Regions from separate parts of the Homo sapiens genome. Here all the other regions are linked to region 3. Evidence: read pairs that join two places in POLR2A ChIA-PET (ENCODE). Cell type or tissue: A673. All regions are shown on one strand.

What was found. ChIA-PET counts read pairs that join two places held together with the same protein. Peaks named below come from ENCODE experiments on the same cell type or tissue, not always from the same donor. Only the 100,000 strongest peaks of a DNase experiment are listed, where the experiment ranks them.
Region 1: POLR2A ChIA-PET joins it to region 3 with 7 read pairs; 2 of 35 experiments call an interaction of 5 or more read pairs at or near these places.
Region 2: POLR2A ChIA-PET joins it to region 3 with 6 read pairs; 3 of 35 experiments call an interaction of 5 or more read pairs at or near these places.

Annotation. Positions count from the first base shown.
Region 1 is chr1:58,708,643-58,712,642 of GRCh38, forward strand. No RefSeq gene overlaps it. Among named protein-coding and RNA genes, the nearest start is that of MYSM1, 11 kb to the left of the region's middle. In A673, no CTCF peak of the experiment used is centred here; no DNase peak of the experiment used is centred here.
Region 2 is chr1:59,039,148-59,043,147 of GRCh38, forward strand. The region is part of intron 2 of LINC01358 (long intergenic non-protein coding RNA 1358); the gene reads left to right. Among named protein-coding and RNA genes, the nearest start is that of LINC01358, 21 kb to the left of the region's middle. In A673, no CTCF peak of the experiment used is centred here; a DNase peak (open chromatin) is centred at 1,754.
Region 3 is chr1:59,729,136-59,733,135 of GRCh38, forward strand. The region is part of intron 14 of FGGY (FGGY carbohydrate kinase domain containing); the gene reads left to right. Among named protein-coding and RNA genes, the nearest start is that of MIR4711, 2.2 kb to the right of the region's middle. RefSeq lists an enhancer at 1,782-2,076. In A673, no CTCF peak of the experiment used is centred here; a DNase peak (open chromatin) is centred at 1,936.

The DNA of each region.
Region 1 (4,000 bases), 1.0 Mb before region 3:
TTTTACTAATTTTGTACACAGAACCAAGGGCAAAATGCCAAATCCAAGTGAGGTACCTCCACAGTTTAACATTATGTTAAAAGGAACGTTTTCAGATGATCATACATTTTTCTCATCAAAATGAACTTTTTATTCCTAGTCCCCTTAAAAAGAGAATTGTATATTTAAAAATACATAACACTTACATAGGAAAGAACATTTTTATGCTTTATGGTACTCTGCTTTCCTGCAAACTGAATTAATGTCAGAATAATTTTAGACTGGAAGAGGAGGAAGAAGAGTTATAAACAGAAAGGGAGGGTCAGGGCTAATATGATCACCTGTCCTATCCCAGATATTGTGTAAGGCAGAATCTTCCTTGGACCTCCCAGGAATCCTGCCAAGTAAGTAGTATTGCCCCCATTTTAGAGGTGAGGATAACAAGAGTCAGAGAGTTACCACAGCTGGTAACTATCAGAGCTGGGACTCCTACCCAAGTCTTTCTGACTCTACATTTACTGTATTATATTTTCATACTACAACAGAAAGAATATGGTATTTTGCAATATTATGTGAGCTGGTATTTTCTCATTTTGTTTAAGAATAAATTATAAGTGGACAATTTTCTGACTTGTTCAAGGTGCTTCATCTAGAAATAAGTAGAAAGTATATTTTAAAGGTTGGAACTTTGTCTTCAGTTTTACAAGTTCCTTTTCTGCCACCATCAATACATTCTATTTCCTTTGTTGATCCTAAAACAAAATTAACAGGAGATGTCATACTGTAAATCCTCATGGATGTTGTTAGAGGAACATTCAGTCAATAAAGGGTCTGTCTCATATTTCTACTACATTATGTTTGAATCCATTGGGAAGGCTGCCTATTTATTTCTTGTTTTCTCCCATTTTGAGTAAAAAAAAAAAAGATCACTGTATTTTTATTGAAAAAGGAAAGTATAATTGCAATATTAATCCATAAAAAGCTGGCATGTTAGCATTCATGCTAATTAGCTCAGATTTGTAACATGCTTTCAAAGCAGGAAGTGTCATACAACTGCTCCTAATGTTATTATTATGTTATGATCCAAACTGTCAGCTAAATGATTGCCAGGGATTCAAAGAGTTTCCATTTTAAAAATACAATAGCTAGTGGGCAGGGAGGAAAACCACTTTATCTATATAGAGGTGAGATAATAGATGGATGCAGACATAAACTTATGGGTTACACTTGGCAGGCATTGGGTATGGCTTGAATTGTTCCAGGAAAGCAAGCTGCATTTTATTTTCTTTTCCCTCCCCAATTCCCTGAAATCACATAAGGTAGCTACTGAAAAAGCTGTTCTCAATATGTTGTAAGGAAAGTCTGCCAATGCACTTCTTACATTTTAATTACAGTAATGCTATATCCATCTGACATTATCTGAAAGGGAAAGAAGGAATGCCAGCATTAATGAGCTCCTACTGTGTGCCAGGCATTTTACATACATTATTTCTTTCCAGCCAGACAACAGCCCTTTGAAGTAGATATTGTTATTTCCGTTTACAGATGTGGTAACCGAGGCTCAGAATAGTTAAGCAATTTACCCAAGGTAATGTAACTTATCATCTTTTCAATTACATCATGCAGTCTTAGGTTAGGTACCAACAGCATCATTCAGACTTACACCTTTTCTTCTCAGCGACCCCCGTGGAAAAATTATACCTCTTTCCCAATAGCTCCAGGTGGATGGGTATGGTTGACCAGGCCTGGATCTCATGCCATTCCTGATGCCAGATGGACTCAGTTCCACGAGGGCCACCTGAAAAAAGAAGGAATGGTAGCTTCCTAAGCAAAATAAGAGGGCTATTTTCAGAGAGGAGAAAAGGATGTCAGGCAGGCAGAATGACAGATGCCCACTAGACTGTTCTGTGTTGTATAATTCCCCTGTGTTCCCCCAAGCCTTTAGTGCAATCTATTAACCACTGCAGACTCATGTTAGTGTTACATCGGGCAAATTACTCAACCTCTTTAGACTTCTGATGGTTAAATGACCTATAAAATTATCTCTTCCAGGAGTAAAATTCTTTGATCATGTTTTTATTCATTTCACAGACATTTATTGAACATTGTTATAGGCAAAGCAGAAGAATGGGTGTGTGGGAATGCACATGGGTTTATATATGGTTGGCTGGTTAGTTAAGCATGAACTACCATCAAAATATACCCTCTGCCTGACATCCCTACCACTTCCCCTACTCGCAGCCCATCCCCATTCACAGGGCTTCCTCCCTCCTGCTAAAAGTGCTGGTTCTGACTCAGCTCTGGCCTACTGTTGCCATTCTGGAACTCTGGCTCAGAGTTGCTGGATCTTCTGAGTTTTTTAAGAGAAGTCAGAAATAAAGATTAATTTGTGAAAACCAGTTTAAATTTTTTAAAGACATTGTTGAATCAAACAAACACTTAAATGGGCTACATCTGACCTGCAGTTTGTGCCGATTGGTCTGTGTCCTTCTCTCATTCCACAGGTAATGCTTCAGTGTTCTTATTTTCTGATAGATCTGTCTGGCCCACAGTTACCAGCTTCTTCTTTTTTTTTTTTTTTTTTTTTTTTTTTTTGAGACAGTCTCACTGTGTCACTCAGGCTGGAATGCAGTGGTGCAATCTTGACTCAGTGCAAACTCCACCTCCCGTGTTCAAGTGATTCTCCTGTCTCGGCCTCCCAAGTAGCTGGGTTACAGGTGCCTGCCACCAAGCCCAGCTAATTTTTGTATTTTTAGTAGAGACAGAGGTTTGCCATGTTGGTCAGGCTGGTCTCAAACTCCTGACCTCAGGTGATCCACCTGCCTCGGCCTCCCAAAGTGTTGGGATTACAGGCGTGAGCCACCACACCCAGCCATGAGCTTCTTAAGGGCAGGGAACACTCCTCTGTTCATTGTATCCACAGCACCTAGCACGACACACAGTAGGCACTTAATAATTGTTTGTTGAATGAGTGAAGGAATCAACTGGAAAGAATAAGGCCAGGATTTAAAAAATTAAAAACAGAAACCTTACTTTATAAACACACAATCAATGGATACTTTAGATGAGAAAAACTATGGATAGATAAGATTTTAAAAGCAACTGACAGCTTACACCCATTAGAATGGCTACTCTCAAAAAAACCAAAAAAAAAAAAACAAGTGTTGGATAGACTGTGAAGAGATTACAACTTTTGTGCATTAGTGGCAATATAAAATAATGCAGCTACTATGGAAAATAGTATCGTGGTTCCTCAAAAAAATTAAAAATAGAATTACCATATAATCCAGCAATTCCACTTCTGGGTATATGTCCAAAAAATTGAAAGCAAGAACTTAAAGAGATATTTGTGCACCAGTGTTCACAGCAGCATTATTCACAATAGCCAAAAGGTGGAAGCAATCCAATTATCTCTTAATGGATGAAGGGATAAACAAAATGTGGCATATACATACAATGGAATATTATTTAGTCTTAAAAGGAAAGGGAATTCTGACATATGCTTCAATGTGAATAAACCCTGAGAACATTGTGCTAAGTGAAACAGCACAATCACAAAAGGACAAGTAACGTGTGGTTCCACTTATATAAGCTACCTAGTGTTGTCAAACTCCTAGAGACAGAAAACAGAATTATGGTTCAGGGGCAGGAGTAGAGAGAAATGGGGAGTTAGTTTTAATGGTTACAGAGCTTCAGTTTTGTAAGATGAAAAGAATCCTGTGGATGATGGTGATGGTAGCATAACAATGTGACTGTGCTTAATGCCGCTGAACTGTATACTTAAAATGGATAAAGCTGATACATTTTATGTTATGGCTATTTTATCATAATTAAAAACAAGTAAAAATAAAGACAAGAAATTGGAGCATGATTTTGATAAAAATACAAAACCTCACAGAGAAGGGGAAAATTGTTAACATAAATAGAGTCCCAAAGCCCCTTCCCATTAATGAGGGAGAGATCTATGAAGTTCTAGTGCCTGTTTAGAGTCTCTACTTTTGGGGGAAATGAAGGGCGACAG
Region 2 (4,000 bases), 690 kb before region 3:
GCCTAAGGGCACTTGCACCTTGCTTCTCTTCTTCACCTGGAACACACTTCCCTCAGACAGCCACATGGCTTGCTCCCTCATTTAATCCCCCTGCTCAAACTGTGGTCATTCCCCTGACCACACTCTACATAAATTGTCTATCCTCTCCTTTCCTTCCCTCCTCATCTCCCCACTGAATTTTCCTCCACGACACATCAACAGCTGACATATGTAGTACATTTTTGTTTGTTGTTCAGCTCCCCTCATCAGAATGTAAACCTCATAAGCTTATAGTCTAGTGAAAAAATCTGTTTCATGTGACAACTAGTAGGTGCTCAATAAATAGTCAATGAATGAATGCATAGGAGGCAACTGGAAAAGCAGGGAGTGTCCAAAATAGTATGGGATTCAGAGACCATTTCCAATAACAATTATTGGAGGGAAATTCGACTTGGAAGGCAGCACTAATTTGTAGAACAAGGAAGGGAGTCATGAGGACTGACTTCAACTGCTTGAAGAGCTGACATACGGAGTAGGAGCAGACTCACTCTGCATTTTTCATAAAGTAAAACTCCTAAGTAGTTTTCCAGGCCAACAAAGTGGGTGTGGCAGGCATTCAAGACACAGAGAATCATATGAGCCCTGCGTCGAGGCTGAGATTTGGAAAGACGTGGCTTGTATGTTAAATACCAAATTAGTCATATGCAGCTGGAGGGGAGTGGTGGTCCATGAGGTCAGAAAGATAAACTGGATGGGCTTTTATTGCATTCATTTATTAATTCATGAAAGTATCAAATGCTCTACATTTAATTAGCACATATTATCTCCCAGGCTCTGTGCTAGGTCCTGGGGATATAAAGCCTGTAATTTAGAAATCCTGTCATTGAAAGATAAGAATGAACATTTGTCAAGGCCTTAAAGGTCTCTGTATATAATAGGTACTCAAAAAAAAAAAAACTGGATCCCTGAATGCTGGTGTCTGAGTCCATTTGGCTACTATAACAAAATACCTTAGACTAGGTAATTTATAAACAATAGAAATTCATTACTCACAGTTCTAGCAAATGGAAAGTCCCAGATCACGGACTTTATAAAGGTGTCAGCAATTCAATGTCTGGTGAGAGCTCTCCACTTCATAGATTCATAGGGAGCTTCATAGCGCTCTCTACTTCATAGATTGCACCCTCTTACTGGGTCATCACATGGTGGTGGAAAACAAGCCTCTTTCTATGAGGCCATTAATCCCATTGATGAGAGCAGAGTCGTCATGACCCTATCACCTCCCAAAGGCCCTGCATCTTAATACTATCACCTTAGGAGTTAAGTTTCAACCTATGAATTTTTGGGGTGGAGGGCACGCCAACATTCGAAGTATAGCAGGAGGCTATGTTTTTCTAGTTAATAATCATATTAATCCTATGAGGCAAATATAATTATGCCTGTTTTAGAGGTAAGGAAACTAAGATTTAGTTTTCTGACTTCATATAACTCATATGATTCTGGGCCATGCTATAAATCTAGCTCTGTCTCACATCAAAGTTTTTGGGTTTTTCCCCGCCCCACTATGTCCTCTTGTCTCCTCAAAACAGCTCAAACTCTTAGAAATAACTTCCTAGACCAGAGAAGTAAAAACAGGAGGGATGGATCCACTCTACTCATACAGGAAGGTTTTGAGTGGGAGCCTTAAAGGATGAGTCTCTTTAATCTCCCTGGCCCAGTAGTTACCAGAATTGCCTTGCTATCAATCCCTGGGGAGCAATAGGCACTGTTGTTAAGTGTGCCAGCCTTGGGTTGCACAGTCTGGAATTTGAATACGAGTTTTCCCCTTGATTAGCTATATGACCCTGGGCATATCACTTAATCTTGTTAAACCTCAATCTTCTCATTCTTAAAATGAGGACTAAAAATTATACCTCTGGGGTGCCCCTGTGGCTCACATTTGTAATTTGAGCACTTTGGGAGGCCAAGACAGGAGGATTGCTTGAGCCCAGGAATTCAAGGCTACAGTGAGCCATTACTGCACTCTAGCCTGGGCAACAGAGCAAGACTCTATCTCAAAAAAAAAAAAATTACACCTCTAATAGAAGATCACTATGAAATTAAATTGGATAAATCATGCAGAATATGTAGCAAAATTTCTGGCACAAAATAAATGATCAATGACTCTTAGCCATGGGATGAAGAAGATAATGGTGATGAGGATATTCTGGCTCCAGGTGACAAAGTCAAGGACATGTCTGGCTGATAAAGTCAGTTTAGCAGCTTCCATTAAGAAGTTATTCAGAAAAAAAGCTGGGACCCTGTCCTTTACAATCCCACAGTGAAATGTACTGTACTTAAGGAAGGGCAAGGAGGAAGGAGAAGTTCCTATCCACACCACAAAGCTAAAAAACCCAAGAAGAGTTTGGTTTTGCTCTGTTCTCAGTCCTTTTTAACTGAGTTTTCCTTTTTAAAAAAATACTATGGCCTTTGCCTGAGGCCTAATCAGGATGCCTATAAATGTGCATATTTATGGATGTTAGTATAATACACCTTAAAAAGTTCCCTTTGCTTTCAGATGCTGGTCTGCATTTTGTGCATGTCTCAGCTATGTGCTGGGTGGCTGCTACAATATTTCTGCTGAGGCAGGCAGAGTACACCCACCCAAATGCATTTCATCTAAATGTAGTTTGGTCTGGGACATCTTGGTAATCAGGGAAGACAAAGCAGATTAAAATCATGTGAGAGGCCACTTTCCCAGCGAGCTCAAACATGCTCTGCTGATAGAAACCACTCCACACAGGGCATGGGGGTGTGACTTTGTGGGGAAGAGGGGGAGGTGGAAGGATTGGGGTCAGGTTGTGACAAGGAGATGAAGGTTTGTTCCAGCCAAGGGGTCTGTCTGGGATGCCAGCCATGAGGAAAGCAAGCTTCAGCACAGATGTCTGTGATGTGGAGTAACCCCACGTATATTTCAAAACAGATTTCCTGGGGGAAATTTTTTGGGAATTCACAATATGTTGTTAAAACCAGGCAATCCTTTGAGGTTTGTTATTCTTCTTCTAGGACTCTGTAATATTCACCGGCAGGAAAACCCAAGGGAATGACTACTATGACATCTGATGGTGAGAAGGCGGCGTTGGTTGAGGGGAGTGAATGGGTTATATCTATTGAAAATCTACTATGGGTTTTTCTTCTTTTTTCTCTGATTATCACAGAAGAGGTTACTAAGTTTCAGAAAGAAGCAGGAATTAGTGCTTGGAGACCCAAACATCCTAGAAGGACCCTGGAGATCCTTTGTGAAGTTGAGAAGGAGGGAGATTATTGTTTAAGGTAGCTTCTGAGTTGTGCGCCAGGCATTGGAAACTAAGCCAAGGACACAGCCAGCCAGTGAGCAAGGCCTTCTCCAGATCATTCCGGGGAGTTCTGCTCCAGTTTAGAGGGCTGTTCCAGGTTCCCTCAGTGGTGATTTTGGAGGCTTCAAAGGACTTCCCAGTAGAGATGAGCAAAGAGAGGTCATCCCCATTCCCTTGAAACTGATTCAGCCAAGCCTTTCATGTCAACCTTCTGCACCAGTTGAGCAAAGCAGTAATCACACCCATTCAAGTCTTCTAAAGGGAAAGAAATCACCATCACTTGTCCTTATTCTGTTGCACTGGAAATAGATTTGTCAGATAAGATATAGGATACCCAGTTAAATTTGAATTTCAGATAAATGATAAAACTTTTTTGGAATAAGTGTGTCCCACATGTTGCATGGGACACACAAACTTGATCTGAAATTCAAATGTGACCAGATGTCCTGTACTTTTATTTGCCAAATCTGACAATTCCTTCCACAAGTCACTAGAAACATCTCATAATTGTGCCCCCCTGCAGGTGGTAAGAGGTACCATGTCATAGCACAACCTGCAAAAAGTGGTTAATGATAGAACATGCCACTGAGGGGTAGTGAGCCTCTTGTCACAGAGAGCTTACCTGGCTGTTTTCATACCTTCCCTGCACTTTTAATCCCTCACTCCTCAGCTCCTAGGGATAAGGA
Region 3 (4,000 bases):
TCCTTGTCCTTGTTAAGGCCATCAAAGGCCTTCTTTGTTTCTGTTGGTCTTTTTATTATTATTATCATTATTATTATTATTAGGATTTCTTTTAGATACTTTTTTAGCATTTTCGTCTCTCGTTACATTGTCCGTTTGTGCATAGTGTTTACTTTTTCTATTAGAACACTTATTAATCATAGTTGCATTAAATTATCTGATAATTCTAACATTTGTGTTATATCTGAGTTGGGTTCTGATTCTTGCTTTCTCTCTTTGGACTGTGTTTTTCTTGCCTTTTAGCATGCCTTTTAATATTTTGTTGAAACATGGATATGATGTATCTGGTAATAGGAACTGAGACAAATAGGTCTATATGTGACATTTTGTGTTAGAAATTGAACTGTGTTTAATGTTTGTTATAGTTGTACATGCCAGAGGCCTCACATTCTTCTATTGTCCTTATTTTTTCATCCCCACTATTGTCTTTGGCGTCCCTAAGATCTCCTCCTTAGATAGAGTCTATGTCTTGCTGCTCTTTGAGCTGTAATTCACTAATATTATACTGGGGTCATGTCGATGTGGTTTTAAGGTATGGGGAAGGAAAAGCATTCTATAATCTTTTGATTATATCTGTCTTTTAGTGGGACTATGTCCCTGAGCTATGACCTTCATAGATGTTCTTAGGCCCCTACTCCTTTAGGTGAGACAGAAGGCTTGCAGGCACTAGAGTTGAAGAGATGTCCTTCCCCTGTGTGCAATAGGCTTTTGTAAAGTCTCTTCCTCTTAAAAGGTCTTTATTATGGAGAACTCTGTGTTATGGAAAAACACTGTAAAAAATATTTTACAGTGTTTACGCTTTCCCTCCCCCTGCCAGAGCCAAGAGGGGATCATTCTTGACTCTTTGGATTCCTGGAGGTAAAACCGATGAAAGTGTGGGCCCCCTTCCACTAAGACTGTTACCCTCAGGAGTTGCTCGCTTTCCTATTAGTCCACACTCAGCCCCCAACACTTCAAATTACCACTGAAGTGTCCCTACCAGTTTATGACTCCAGCAGCTGCTCCTCCAAGTAAGATCTCAGCTGTGACTGTCTGGGTTGTCCTTTCTCTTCAGATTTCAGGGTGATAGTTTGTCCTGTAACCTCAGTTCTCTTATGGATCCAACAAAAATCACTGATTTGCAGTTTCTTAGCTTTTTTTTTTTTTTTTGGAGTAAGGATGGGATAAATGACTTAGACAGTTTTTACATGTTGGAGCTATAACCACAAGTCTCTACATGTCTTTAATGTACTTGCTGACTTTCCCTACTGGAATGTAAGCTTATGAAAGCAGGGGCCATGTCTGTTTTATTCATAGCTACAGCTTCAGTAGCCAGAATAGCACCTGACTCAAAGTAAGCGGGCCAATAAATAGTTGCTAATAGACTAATTAATCTCTTGGCAGTCATTGAGCATATTGTTATACCAGGCACTGTGCTTAGTGTGGAAAGACATCAGGTGCCTACATTATTACAGTGGTGTGGGGGCAGGGCATGGTGGACATACAACTAAAATAACAATAAACCACAGATCAGAGAATAGGGAAGTTTTAAAGCACTGAGGACACATACCTCATCTAGCCCAAGCAAGAGGGAGGTAGAGGTAAAGCATTGCCAGAGAAGAAAACCATCACCTGAGTTGAGTTGTAAACAATGAGTAGCTGTTAGCCTGTATAGTGGAGAGGGACCCAGCCAAGGAGACAGCACAGACCTGTCAAAGTCCATGTCGGACAACATGCAAAGTGATTTACTTAACCCACCTCATGAACGTTTAGTAGCCCACGCAAGGCAGGCCCCTGTTAACTCACAGGTCAGGAAACTGAGCCTCAGACAGTTTAAGTGACTCGACAAAATGTCACCAATGCTGAGTGATGGAGCAAGTCGGCTTGAGGCCAAGGTCCATTTTCTCCCTGCTACAAAGATGACTAAGCACGACTCAGAGTCTGGTGGAGGAGCAGAACACATAAACAGTCTTTGATGATACCCATGCTCTTTTGAATTTGCTCTATTGTTGTTCATTTTCTTTAAGATTTCAGCCCTAGAAGTAGCAAGCTGAAAATCAGGGCTGCTTTGCAAATGCCCACAAACCACTGAGGGGAGTTTTGTCAAAGAAGGCGGGAAAGAAAAATAAATGTGGGCTTCTGCTCTTTAAACCTCAGCCCAGTGAGGCAGACTTTCCCGGAATACTTCAGGCCTCTTCAAAGGCCTATTGTGGAAAGTGTCCAGATGTGCGTGGAAAACCTCACTGGGAAGCTTCCCGGTGAAGAGGCCTTTTAAGCATGAACCGAGATGAAGGAAGCTGACGCCATGAGTCCTATCAGGTGGCCTTTTTTCTGAAGGAGCCCAGATTTTCCCCTAACCTTAAGAAGGTTGTAGGGGGTTGGGTGATTAGCCAGTTCGTATTCCTTTGATTACAGGAAGCAGTGGGGTTAGTTGTTTTTTGTTGTTGTCTTTCCTTTTTTTGCTGAAGTGAGAAGAGGAGATGGGGGTGGGGGGCATTCTCCATATGATTTATCTACCTGTAAGTTGTTAGTGACAGTCTGGTCATTCCTCCAGCATACCTTGTGAGGGCCAGGAGGGATTTCTGGATTGGATAAAGTTGAGGCACTGAGTAAGTCCTGCTAGTTTCTATGATGATGCCTCTGAGTGTTCTAAGAGTCAGAATCCCCTGGAATCTGGCTCTGATCCCCTGCTCCGAATCCCTGTTTAAGCTCTCTTCCCAATGCCCTGTTTATCCTAGGTTTGAGGCCCCATCTTCCTCTTGCTAGATACAGTTAAGCCAGAGAGACCCAGATTTAAATCCTGCTCTCTCATTAGCTGTGTCATCTTGCACAGAGTAGCATCAGCCTCACCGAGCCTCAGTTTCCTCATCTGTAAAATGGAGGTAATACCAGTCCCGTCATCATCCAGTTGCTGTGAGGATTAAATGAATTGCTGAGTTGCCGCACACAAAGCATCTGGTCCAGTTCCTGGCACAGAGTGAGGGTTCAGTTTATTTTCATTCCTTTTCTCTTTAATCCAGTTGTACAAAGAGGCAGAGCTGTCCCATTTGACCAGAGAATTTTACTTCTGTAGCTCTTTAAATTCTCTCCCCGCCATGTACATATGGGCTTAGCTAAGTATTTTGAGATCACAGTGTATTTAGGGGAAAGTCCTTTTGGCTACAGCTAAAATTAGGCCTCTCTTGTGCTCCTCTGTTTACCACCCCCCTTCCTATTTTAACTAATTAGAGGCATTGACACTAAGAAACACTTAAGAAAAGTTGGAAGAACAGCTGGGAGTTGTTCTAGATACAAGCAGCTGCTCCCTGTCAGCATGCAGGCACAGAAAAGGATGATCCTGAATGGGGAAGTGCAGGGAGGGCACCTCAGAGATGAAGATGAGGAATGGCAAAGTCTGTCTATGTTGTGGCAAACTGAGCAGGGTGGAGTTCTTATCACTCTGTCCTCTACCTTCTGCTGAGAGAAAAGGGGGGTCAGAGATACCAAAGCAGATAGAGGAAAGGGGGGCAAGAAAGGGGAAGGGAAGGAAGGTATTCAGGAGCTTAGCTAGTTGGTTAGTTGATTACTTTATGCAGACCACTGTCGCCCCCACCTAGACCACTGCGGTATCTCCTAACTGGTCTCATGCTGCCGGCTGCTTTCCTGCTGGAACCAGAGACGTCACAGGAACATGCAATTCTTGCACCCTGAAATCCCCGCGACGAGCTTCCACCATGGAATTTAGACAGAATTCCAAAACCCATCACATGGCCCCCGAGTACCTGGATGCACCTTCCCCCTGTTCCCCGTAATTGTTACTGCTCAGTCCTGCTGGCTTCTGTTCATTCGCTCTGCTTCAAAGGACTTTCTCTCCTGGAGCCAGATTGCCTGAGTTTAATCCAGGTTTCCCTACTCGCTACTACTACTTACAGGCCTCTCCATCTCCCTTCCAGCCTTAAACACCTACTGAGCTCCCCTGGAATTCCCTGTCCACGTCCTACAC